Linked DNA regions of Homo sapiens: region 2 is linked to region 1. Evidence: read pairs that join two places in POLR2A ChIA-PET (ENCODE). Cell type or tissue: HCT116. All regions are shown on one strand. Links, peaks and the distances in the headings refer to the core of each region. The heading gives the core; the rest is flanking DNA. Region 1 has its middle 45 kb from the start of GTF2H5. Region 2 overlaps LINC02901 (long intergenic non-protein coding RNA 2901).

Evidence for each region. Peaks named below come from ENCODE experiments on the same cell type or tissue, not always from the same donor. Only the 100,000 strongest peaks of a DNase experiment are listed, where the experiment ranks them.
Region 2: POLR2A ChIA-PET joins it to region 1 with 5 read pairs; 1 of 35 experiments calls an interaction of 5 or more read pairs at or near these places.

Annotation. Positions count from the first base shown.
Region 1 is chr6:158,211,037-158,216,420 of GRCh38, reverse strand. No RefSeq gene overlaps it. Among named protein-coding and RNA genes, the nearest start is that of GTF2H5, 45 kb to the right of the region's middle. In HCT116, for the core only: a CTCF peak has its summit at 2,076 (motif pointing left); a DNase peak (open chromatin) is centred at 2,050.
Region 2 is chr6:158,903,045-158,908,428 of GRCh38, reverse strand. The region is part of intron 2 of LINC02901 (long intergenic non-protein coding RNA 2901); the gene reads right to left. Among named protein-coding and RNA genes, the nearest start is that of LINC02901, 36 kb to the right of the region's middle. RefSeq lists a silencer at 4,326-4,526. In HCT116, for the core only: no CTCF peak of the experiment used is centred there; a DNase peak (open chromatin) is centred at 2,928.

The sequences.
Region 1 (5,384 bases), core at 80-5,079:
TAGTACATACTTTCTCCCAACCTTTCTGTATCTCCAGAGCAATAGAAGAGATGTAGTGGAATCGACTAGTTGCCTAGCAACCTGAAATTAGTGAGACATCTCCCCTTTCATTGATTTGATTTTAAATCATGCTTTTCTTTCTTTCTTTTTTTTTTTTTGAGACAGAGTCTCGCTCTGTTGCCCAGGCTGGAGTGCAGTGGCGCGATCTCGGCTCACTGCAAGCTCCGCCTCCCGGGTTCACGCCATTCTCCTGCCTCAGCCTCCTGAGTAGCTGGGACTACAGGCGCCCGCCACCACGCCCGGCTAATTTTTTGTATTTTTAGTAGAGATGGGGTTTCACCGTGTTAGTCAGGATAGTCTCAATCTCCTGACCTCATGATCTGTCCGCCTCAGCCTCCCAAAGTGCTGGGATTACAGGCGGGAGCCACAGCGCCTGGCCTAAATCATGCTTTTCAAGGGCGACTATGAAATAAATGACAAACATGTAAAAGCTCGGGATGCCAGCATGGTACAATGAGATTCAGGAACAAGCTACATATGTGGTCCACATGTTAGGATATTGTGGTTTATTTGGAAAATAATTTTAGTCCAGAATCCTCTTTTTCCTGTAATGATTAAAATTATTTAAAATTATTTTTGCTAATGGGGATCTCCAGAGTGTCTGTGTAGCTTTTTATATATACCATGTAATAAAATGCTGCTACAAACTCTATATAACCATATATATATACACTATAGCTATATATATAGTTGTACAGGTTCTTTATAGACTTTTTTATATGGAAACATAAGGGTAAATTTGAAGTCTGAGGCCAAGAAAGCCTCGTAAACTTTTTTACATGGGTGGCATAAAAAGAAGAGAGGCTGGGTGCAGTGGCTCAAGCCTGTAATTTCAGCACTTTGGGAGGCCAAGGTGGGCAGATCACGAGGTCAAGAGATTGAGACCATCCTGGCCAACATGCTGAAACCCTGTCTCTACTAAAAATACAAAAATTAGCTGGGCGTGGTGGTGCACACCTGTAGTCCCAGCTACTCAGGAGGCTGAGGCAGGAGAATCACTTGAACCCGGGAGGTGGAGGTTGCAGTGAGCCGAGATGGCGCCACTGCACTCCAGCCTGGGTGACAGAGTGAGACTCCAGCCTGGGTGACAGATTGAGACTCCATCTAAAAAAAAATAAAAATAAAAATAAAAATAAATAGAAGAGAAACATATAAAGAGACTGTAACCTCCAAATATAGAAGTTTATAAGTTAGGAATTCATACTTTTTTTTTTTTTTTTTGAGATGGAGTTTCACTCTTGTTGCCCAGGCTGGAGTGCAATGGCGTGATCTTGGCTCCCGGGTTCAACCTCCACCTCCCGGTTCAAGCGATTTTCCTGCCTCAGCCTCCCAAGTAACTGGGATTACAGGCATGCGCCACCACACCCGGCTTATTTTGTATTTTTAGTTAGAGACAGGGTTTCTCCATGTGGGTCAGGCTGGTCTCGAACTCTTGACTTCAGGTGATCTGCCCTCCTCGGCCTCCCGAAGTGCTGGGATTAGAGGCATGAGCCACCACGCCCGGCCCAGCAATTTATACTTTTTTTTTTTTTTTTACCAATACAACATGAATGCATTATTTCTCTAGTGGAAATTAAGTCTGAAATCTGAAACAAATTCATTTATTCCAATGTACTGCTTCTAAGGGAAAAAGATAGATAGATAGATAGATGATAGATAGATAGATAGATAGATAGATAGATAGATAGATAGATAGATAGTTTGTAGCAGCATTTTATTTCCTTATTGCCCTACCATGACACAGAGAGCTAAGTAAGGACAAATTCTAGAGACATGGAAGGTCTGGCTCCCCCAGGGACCTTATCGATGTTTTTGTTTTGTTTTGTTTTGTTTTGTTTTGTTTTTTTGAGACAGAGTCTCACTATGTTGCCCAGGCTGGAGCAGTGGCTATTCATTGTGCCCTACAGCCTTGAACTGCTGGGCTGAAGCTATCCTCCCACTCTAGCCGCCCAAGTAGCTGAGACTGCAGGCGGGCTGGGCTCTGTGTCTGTGCTTTTAAACTCTTGCTGAGAGCTCCTCCTACTGGAATAACGCATTCAGTACCATGTCATATCAGACTGCATCACGATTCAAAATTTTAATACATGTAACACAGTGTTGCAGACTCACTACACCACAAATTCCTTCTTTGTGGCAGGGAAAAGATTTCACATTAACTGCTGATTTTTAAAAAATGCTTATCACCTCTTCCATTTACCTTATAATTGATCTGTACATTGAGATTTGGCTTAACATTTACATAGGGCTTATGACCTGCCTAGTACTATTCTAAGTGTTTAAATATAACTATTCACTTGATCCTTACAACAACCATGTAAAGGAGGTACTGCTAATCTTCGTTTCACAGGTGAGAAAGTGAGATACAGAAACGAAGTATTTTAAAAACTTGCCCAATGTCACACAGCTGGTAAATGACAGACTCAGAATTTGAGCCAAGGCAGTCTGACTCCAGACTCCAGTGCTCCTAATCACAGGTTATGCTGTCACAACTTGGAGTAACCAAAAAATGTCACCATATGTATTGAACACATTCTGAAGTGTTAAGAGTCAACGATGTCAAGATGATCTTTTAAAGTAGCTTTTGTTGTTGTTATTGAGATATAATTAACATATAATAAAATGAACAAAACTTAAGTGTTTAGTTGAATGAGTTTCACAAATGTATCCATGTGTGCAAACACCACCCACAATAAGAAATAGTTTATTTCCACCAATTTTGGAAGTTGCTCTATTACAATCAAACCTCACCCCTCTCCCTGCACCCCCACCTCTGAACACTACAGTTCTAATTTCCATCACCATAAATTATTCTTGTCTGTTTCTCGACTTCATATGAATTATACAATATGTATTCTTTTGTATCTGGCTTTGCTTTCTCACTATAATTTTTTTTTTTTTTTTTGAGGCAGAGTCTTGCTCTGTCGCCCAGGCTGGAGTGCAGTGGTGCAATCTCGGCTCACTGCAAGCTCCACCTCCCGGGTTCACACCATTCTCCTGCCTCAGCCTCCCGAGTAGCTGGGACTACAGGCGCCCGCCACCGCCCGGCTAATTTTTTGTATTTTTAGTAGAGACAAGGTTTCACCATGTTAGCTAGGATGGTCTCGATTTCTTGACCTCGTGATCTGCCCACCTCGGCCTCCTAAAGTGCTGGGATTACAGGCGTGAGCCACTGTGCCTGGCCTCACTATAATGTTTTTGATATGCATCCATGTGTTAATTCAACTTATTGAATTTGCTTCTGCAATTTGCATATTTGCTTCTGCAATTCCTCTGTTGATGGACTTTTTTTTTTTTTCTTGAGATGGAGACTCACTCTGTCGCCCAGGCTGGAGTGCAGTGGCGCAATTTCAGCTCGCTGCAACCTCCACCTCACGGGTACAAGCAATTCTCCTGTCTCAGCCTCCTGAGTAGCTGGGACTACAGGTGCCCGCCACCACGTGGTCTCGAACTCCTGACATCAGGTGATCCACCTGCCTTGGCCTCCCAAAGTGCTGGGATTGCAGGTGTGAGCCACTGCGCCCAGCCGATGGATGTTTAAGATGCTGCTAGTTTTTCGCTATTATGAATAATGCTGCCATGAACTTTATTGTACAGGTTCTTTGTAGACTTTTTAATTTTTAATTTTTTTTTTTTTGAGACAGGGTCTCTGTTGCAAAAACTGGGGTACAGTAGCATGGTCTCAGCTCACTGCAGCCTCAGCCTCCCGGGCTCAAGCAATCCTCCCGTCTCAGCCCCACAAGTAGCTGGGATTATAGGTGCACACCAACATACCCAGCTAATTTTTTTTTTTTTTTTTGTAGACAGGGTCTTACCATTTTGCCCAGGCTGGTCTTGAACTCCTGAGCTCAAGGGATCCACCCACCTCGGCCTCCCAAAGTGCTAGGGTTACAGGTGTGAGCCACCATGCCCAGCCAACATGTGTTTTCATTTCTCCTGAGGTGATACCTAGGAGAGGAATTGTTGGGCCATGGAATAGATGATCATTTAACTTTATAAAAACTGTCAGGCCAGGTGCAGAGGCTCACGCTTGTAATCCCAGCACTTTGGGAGGCAGAGGCGGGTGGATTATGAGGTCAGGAGTTCGAGACCAGCCTGGCCAACACAGGGAAACTCCGTCTCTACTAAAAATACAAAAATTAGCTAGGCGTGGTGGCAGGCGCCTGTAATCCCAGCTATGCGGGAGGCTGAGGCAGGAGAATCGCTTGAACCCAGGAGGTGAAGGTTGCAGTGAGCTGAGATCGCACCACTGCACTCCAGCCTAAGCAACAGAGCTAGACTCCGTCTCAAAAAAAAAAAAAAAAAAAAAAAAGAACAGTCAAATAGCTCTCCAAAGTGGATGCACCACTTCACACAACCAGCAATGTGTGAGTCCCAGCTGCGCCACATCCTCCTCAACACTGGGTACTGTCAGTCTTTTTGCTTTCAGCCATTCCAGCCAGTGTAAAATGGAATTGCATTGTGATTTTAACTTGGATTTCTCTAATGATGTTGAGCAACATTTTACATACTGTTTGGCCATGTGAATATTTTCTTTTGTTGAATGTTGTTAAATCTTGTTAAATGATGAAGTCTGTTGGTCATTTTATAATTTTTGTTTTGGTTTTTGCTCATTTTAGAATTTGAATTGACTTTTTGCTGATTCATGGAGTACTTCATACTCTGAATATGAGTCATTTATCAGATATACATATTGAAAATATTTTTCCTAATCTGTGGCTTCAGTTTTTTAAAATGGTATCTACTGATTAGAAGAAATGTTAGCCTTTACATTCAGTTTATTAATTTTTAATTTTATAGTTATGCCTATCTCAATGCTGTAAAGATATTCTACAATATTCTCTTCCATTAAGTCACGGGTCCATCACAACTTAATATATAAAGAGAGGCAAACATCTGTTTAAGATTTTCCTTTCCATATGGTCTTGGCCTGGCTCTTTTGTCAAAACTCAACTGAACAGATATGTGTGGGTCTATTTCCTAGGTATGTGATATTTTTAATGCTATGGAAATTATATTGTTAAAACTTTATTTTCCAGGGTCGGGCATGGTGGCTCATGCCTGTAATCCCAACACTTCCAGAGGCCAAGGTGGGTGGATCACCTGAGGTCAGGAGTTTGTGAACAGCCTGGCCAACATGATGAAACCCTGTCTCTACTAAAAATACAAAAATTAGCGGGATGTGTTAGCAGGCGCCTGTAATCCCAGCTACCGGGGAGGCTGAGGCACACTGCTTGAACCCGGGAGGCGGATTTTGCAGTGAGCCGAGATTGTGCCACTGCACCCCAGCCTGGGTGACAGAGCGAGACTCTGTCTCAAAACAAAAT
Region 2 (5,384 bases), core at 114-5,113, 690 kb before region 1:
AGAATTCACGTGGTGTCATTCATCTGGGGTAATACCCGAGGCTTCGTTGTCCCACGCCAAGGAAATCAAGGATGCAGACACACAAGGAGTGAAGTTAACAGTGGTGGTTTAATAGGCGAAAGAAAGAGAAATGCTCTCTCGGGCAGATAGAGGGGGTCCTGAGCGGGTCTTCAGGTCCACAGTGAAGCGCAGGAGGTTTTATAGATAAGCTTGAGGAGGCAGTGTCTGATTTAGCTAGGGCACGAAAGATTGGTCAAACCAGTTGTGCCATTTGCATACAGCACGAAGAACTGGTTAGGACTGGGTGTGCCATTTGCATAGCGTGCAAAGAAGCTGGCCGCCCCACCCTAATCTTTTACTATGCAGGTGGGGTCTCCACCTGGCCGGTGCCATGTTGCCTGCTTCTTTACTGCACACGTGGTGACAAAGAAAAGGGAAGATGGAGTCTCCATATTGAATATACCTGGTCCCCAGGTAGCCTTTTCCTGTTGGCACAGCTGCCAGCATTCACCCATGCAAGCTTCCAGCTTGCTTATCTATGTTTGCAGCTTGATTTTATAGGCTGCTCTTTGTTAGAAAAGAAATGATTTGGGGGCTGCTTTTTGTTTAAAAGGCAGCCTTGCCAAGGACTCCTTTAGCCTCACTATCTGCCTAAATAATTTCTTTTTAGCTCCTGTATCAGAATGATACATTAAATATTCTTTGACATATCTCCTGCCATGTGCAAGGGCTTGTCTGCAGTGCGTACCTAAAAGGGAATTACTGCATCTTATCGTATGTGTATTGTCAACTTTATTAGATATTTTCAACTTATTCTACCAAGTGATTACCAATTTATATTATCATTACTGTAAATTGCTTCATAGCCACATCAATTGTTGGTACTGTCAACCTGAAATAATCAAAAGGGTCAGAATCTAATTTTAAAGGAGTGTATTCAAATGCAAAGTTTGAGAATAGTCCACCAGGAAACCAACTCCAAGGAATGGAGTTGGCAGTTCAAAGTAGGGAAGTTAAGGTTTCATTTATACAGGGAGAGACAGGGTAGCTTTTAGCAAGATTAGAACATTTTTCATACAAGGTTGGTACATAGTTATAGCAATTTGACTGATGATAGGCAGTGTTTGTGGGAAGGCTACATTTAGCATTTTTTAAAATAAAGGGTATAATAGCGATGGGTTTTGTCATCTGCGATCAGCAAGGCAGGACAACAAAGGGGATGTTAATCAATAACAAAGGCCATTAATTAGGAAGACAGGAGGTTGTTGTCCCTGGTGTTATTTAATTCTCTCTAGTTATTGTACAGAACAAGAAAAATAAGAAAGTAAGTTAATCTATAATCTGAGAAACAGACGTTGTAATCATATATGACTCAGATCACAGTCACATCTCTCTCAATGCTTAAAGTGTTCTGGGATTCCAACAGCTTGTAAATTATATTTATTATCATCAGATTTAAAATTTTAGCCAAGCTGAAGGGTGTGAAACGGTATTTCACTATGGTTTTAATGTCCATTTTCCTGATTACTAGTAACTTTTTCTATGTTGATTTACTATTTTGGTTTTTCCTTTAGCGAATTGCCTGTCTTTCCTATCGGGTTGTTTGTCTTTTTAATAGTAGGTCTCCATATATTTTGGATACTTTATAAAATCTACTACTAATATTTAATGGGCAAAATATGTTGCATATATCTTGTGTTAGTCCATTTGTTCTTTTAAGAACACCTGAGACTGGGTGATTTATAAAGAAAAGAAGTGTGTCTGGGCCAATGGTTTTGCAGGCTATACATGCATGGCACCAACATCTGCTCAGCTTCTGGTGAGGCCTCAGGAAGCTTACAGTCATGGCGGAAGGTGAAGGAGGAGCAGGCAATATCACATGGCAAGAGCAGGAGCAAGAAAAATGGTGGGGGTGGGTTCAACACTCTTAAACAACCAGATCTCACATGAACTCAGAGTGAGAACTCACTTATCACCAAGAGGATGATGCTAAACCATTCACGAGAGAACCGCCCCCATGATCCAGTCACCTCCCACCAGGCCCCACCTCCAACATAGGAATCGCATTTCAACCTGAGATTTGGTGGGAAAAAGACATTCAAACTATATGATACCTTCTCGGAGTCGATAGCTTATTTTTTTACTCTTTGTGTCTTTTGAGCACAGTTTTAAAATTTAATATCAGTGAGGTTATCAATCTAATTGTTATTTATACTTTTTGTGACTTATAAGAAATCTTTCCCTAACCTAAGGTCATAAGCATTTTCTTCTAAAAGTTGGAAACTTTTCTCTTTCCTGTTTAGATCTTCAGCCGACCCTGGAATTGATTTTTGTTTATAATGTGAACATTCAGCCTTATTTTTTTTCCCAGATGAAAAACCAATAATCTGGACACCATTCTTTCCCCACTGATCTTCCATGACCCTCTGATGTTTGTCAATTTCTATACAGGCATGGGCACTTTTCTGTGCTTTCTGCTCTAAACCTTTTATCTATTTTTCTGTGCCTTCATCAGTACCACTCTGAATTATTAGACCTTTATAATAAGTAGTTACACCTGGTAGAGTAAACCCAAACGTTGTGCTTCTTCGAAACTAGGTATTCTTGCCTATGTTTTTCTACTGAAATGTAAAACCAGCTTGTCAAGGTCCAAGAAAAATCCTGTTTGAATTTTAATTAGAATTGCAATTCAATTGCAATTGAATTCAGATTGATTTAGAGAACTGATATCTTTATGAAATTGTGTCTTCCTATCTACTTGCCTGGTATATATTTTTTCATCCTCTTTCATCATTTTGTTATCTCTTATAAATAGCATACAGGTAGACTTGTCAAAAATCAACCTGAAAATCTCTTCATCTCAGCATTTTGCAGATGTTACTCTTCCACTGACTTCTTGCTTCCATTGTTAATGTTGAGAAATCTGCTGTTAATCTTACTGTTGTGCCTTCATAAGTCATTTGTCTCTTCCTTGTGATTGCCCATAGTTCTCTTTTACTTCAGTGACCTCGGTATCCCTATAATGTGTTAAGGTGTTCATTTGTTTTACTTATTCAGCTTGGGATTCGCTATTACTTCTGAATCTAAGGATATGTAACTTTCAGCAATTCTGAAAAACTCTCTGACATTATCTTGCTGAAAATCACCTTTTACCTGTTCTTTCTGTTCTCTCCTTATGAAATTTTTATTAGAAGCAGGTTAGATTCCCTCATTCTATCTTCCATGTCTCTTAACTCCTGCTATTTTCCCATCATTTTGTCTCTCCATGCTGTGTTCTAGAAAATTTTTTCAGCTTTAATCCAGTTAATTCCATATCAATTCTTTCTTTAGCTATGTCAAATCTACTATTCATTCATTGGTTTGTTGGGGTTTTAAAATTTTTTTTTTCGTAGAAGTTCTATTTAGTGCTTTTTAAAATCTGCCTAAAACTGGTCTGTGCTATTATTAGAGGTTAGGATAGTACTTACTCTTGTGAAGGGTATGGGTCATGACTGGAAGGAAACATGGGGGCAGGGGACTTGGGGATGCTAGTAATGTTTTGGGTTTTTTTATGGGTGCTAGTTAGATGTGTTCCAATTGTGAAAATCCATCAAGCTATATGCTTATAATTTGTATATTTTTTGCATGTATATGATTACATTATATAATATCTCTTGCTCTTTTCTTGTATTTTTAAATGTAATCAAACATTTTAGGTATATTTGTTTTATATAACACATTTGATAAATCCATTATCTTAAGTTCTTAGGAGTTCTTGCTGACTCTTATGGTAGCTTGTTTCTTCATGTATTCTTTTTTAATTTGGAGTGAAAGTTTATGTTCAGCTAGGGCTTATCTGTGGGAATTCTATAAGGCCTAGGTTGAGACTATGTCCCTCCAGGAAGGATCTGCATTGCTTCTGTCAGACGTCCAGAATTGCAACCAACTCGGGATCATAGAATTAACTTCTAAAACCACTTGGTGTAGACTCAAATCCCAGATCCAAAACCCCTAAGAGTAAAGATGTGGAGTTACACATCCATGGAAGCTGCTTTTTTTCTCCACCCAGGGCACAGGCAAAGATAAGTTTTTTTGTTATTTCTCTTTGCTAAAAGTCAGATTTTGTTTCTTTTATTCAATCCATTCTTTTCCTGAGGATGTAGCTTTTTGAGTGTCTTGGTACTATGTGGAGTTCTCAGTTTCAAATCCCTAATTTGCAACCCCTTCACTGCCGCCAAGGCATTATCTACCAGGCACAGATGGCCAGTTAAGCATCCAGGTCATCAAGACTGACAAATATCCTAGGCACAGCAGTGGCTTCAGTATTAGTTTACAACTCCAGTTTCGTTCCATTGTGACCACTGGGAATTTCCTTGGTATTCTTCTGATCTGCTTTAAGTATGTAAAAACGTATTTGTTACATTTAAGCTAGGATTTTGAGGTATTTTACATTTGGTTTATTTTCACTTTTGTTGTTGTTTGTCTGTTGTGATGGTAGCAGAGATTCCATAACAGTTAGTAGCTTAGTGTGTCTTGGGAGCAGGCACAGAGCACTGGTTTTTGCTGTGAAGCTCTAGCAGACCTAGCAAGGAACAGTCTAATATCTAGAATGAAGCTGCCTGGAGCAGAAGTAGCAGCTTTCCTGAGCCACTAGTTCTAGGGTGTTGTTCTCAGAGTCATTCTTGGAAGCCCAGCATAGATCCTGTTCCTCCGGCCCTTTCAGTGATTTTGTAAAAAGCTAATTTCCTTTGACAAAGCTCCTTCTCCTTAAAATAAGAAGAGTGGTTTCTGTTACCTCCAACTAAACCCTGCCTTACACAGACATCAAAAGTCTAAAGACAAAAGAAATGATTAATAAATATGACAGGTTTTAACCAAATTTGTCATGGAATAAATACAAATTACAACAAGATTTTTTTAAAGTTTTTCCATCTGTTATTTTTAGAAGAGATATTTCCACTTATAACATTTGCAAAATTCAAAATATAATAACCAGGCCGGGAGCACTGGTTCACACCTGTAATCCCAGCACTTTGGGAGGCCTAGGTGGACGGATCACCTGAGGTCAGGAGTTCGAGACCAGCCTGACCAACATGGTGAAACCTCATCGCTACTAAAAATACAAAAATTAGCCAGGGGTGGTGGTGGGTGCCTGTAATCCTAGCTACTTGGGAAGCTGAGGCAGGAGAATTGCTTGAACCCCGGAGGCGGAGGTTTCAGTGAGCCAAGATCATGGCATCGCACTCCAGCCTGGGCAACAGGAGCGAAAATCCATCTCAAAAAAATATATATATATATATGTATACACACACACACACACACACACACACACACACATAAAATAACCAGTGATGGTAAAAACTTGAGGAAGCAGAGACACTCTCATCCACTGCTGTCAATAAAAT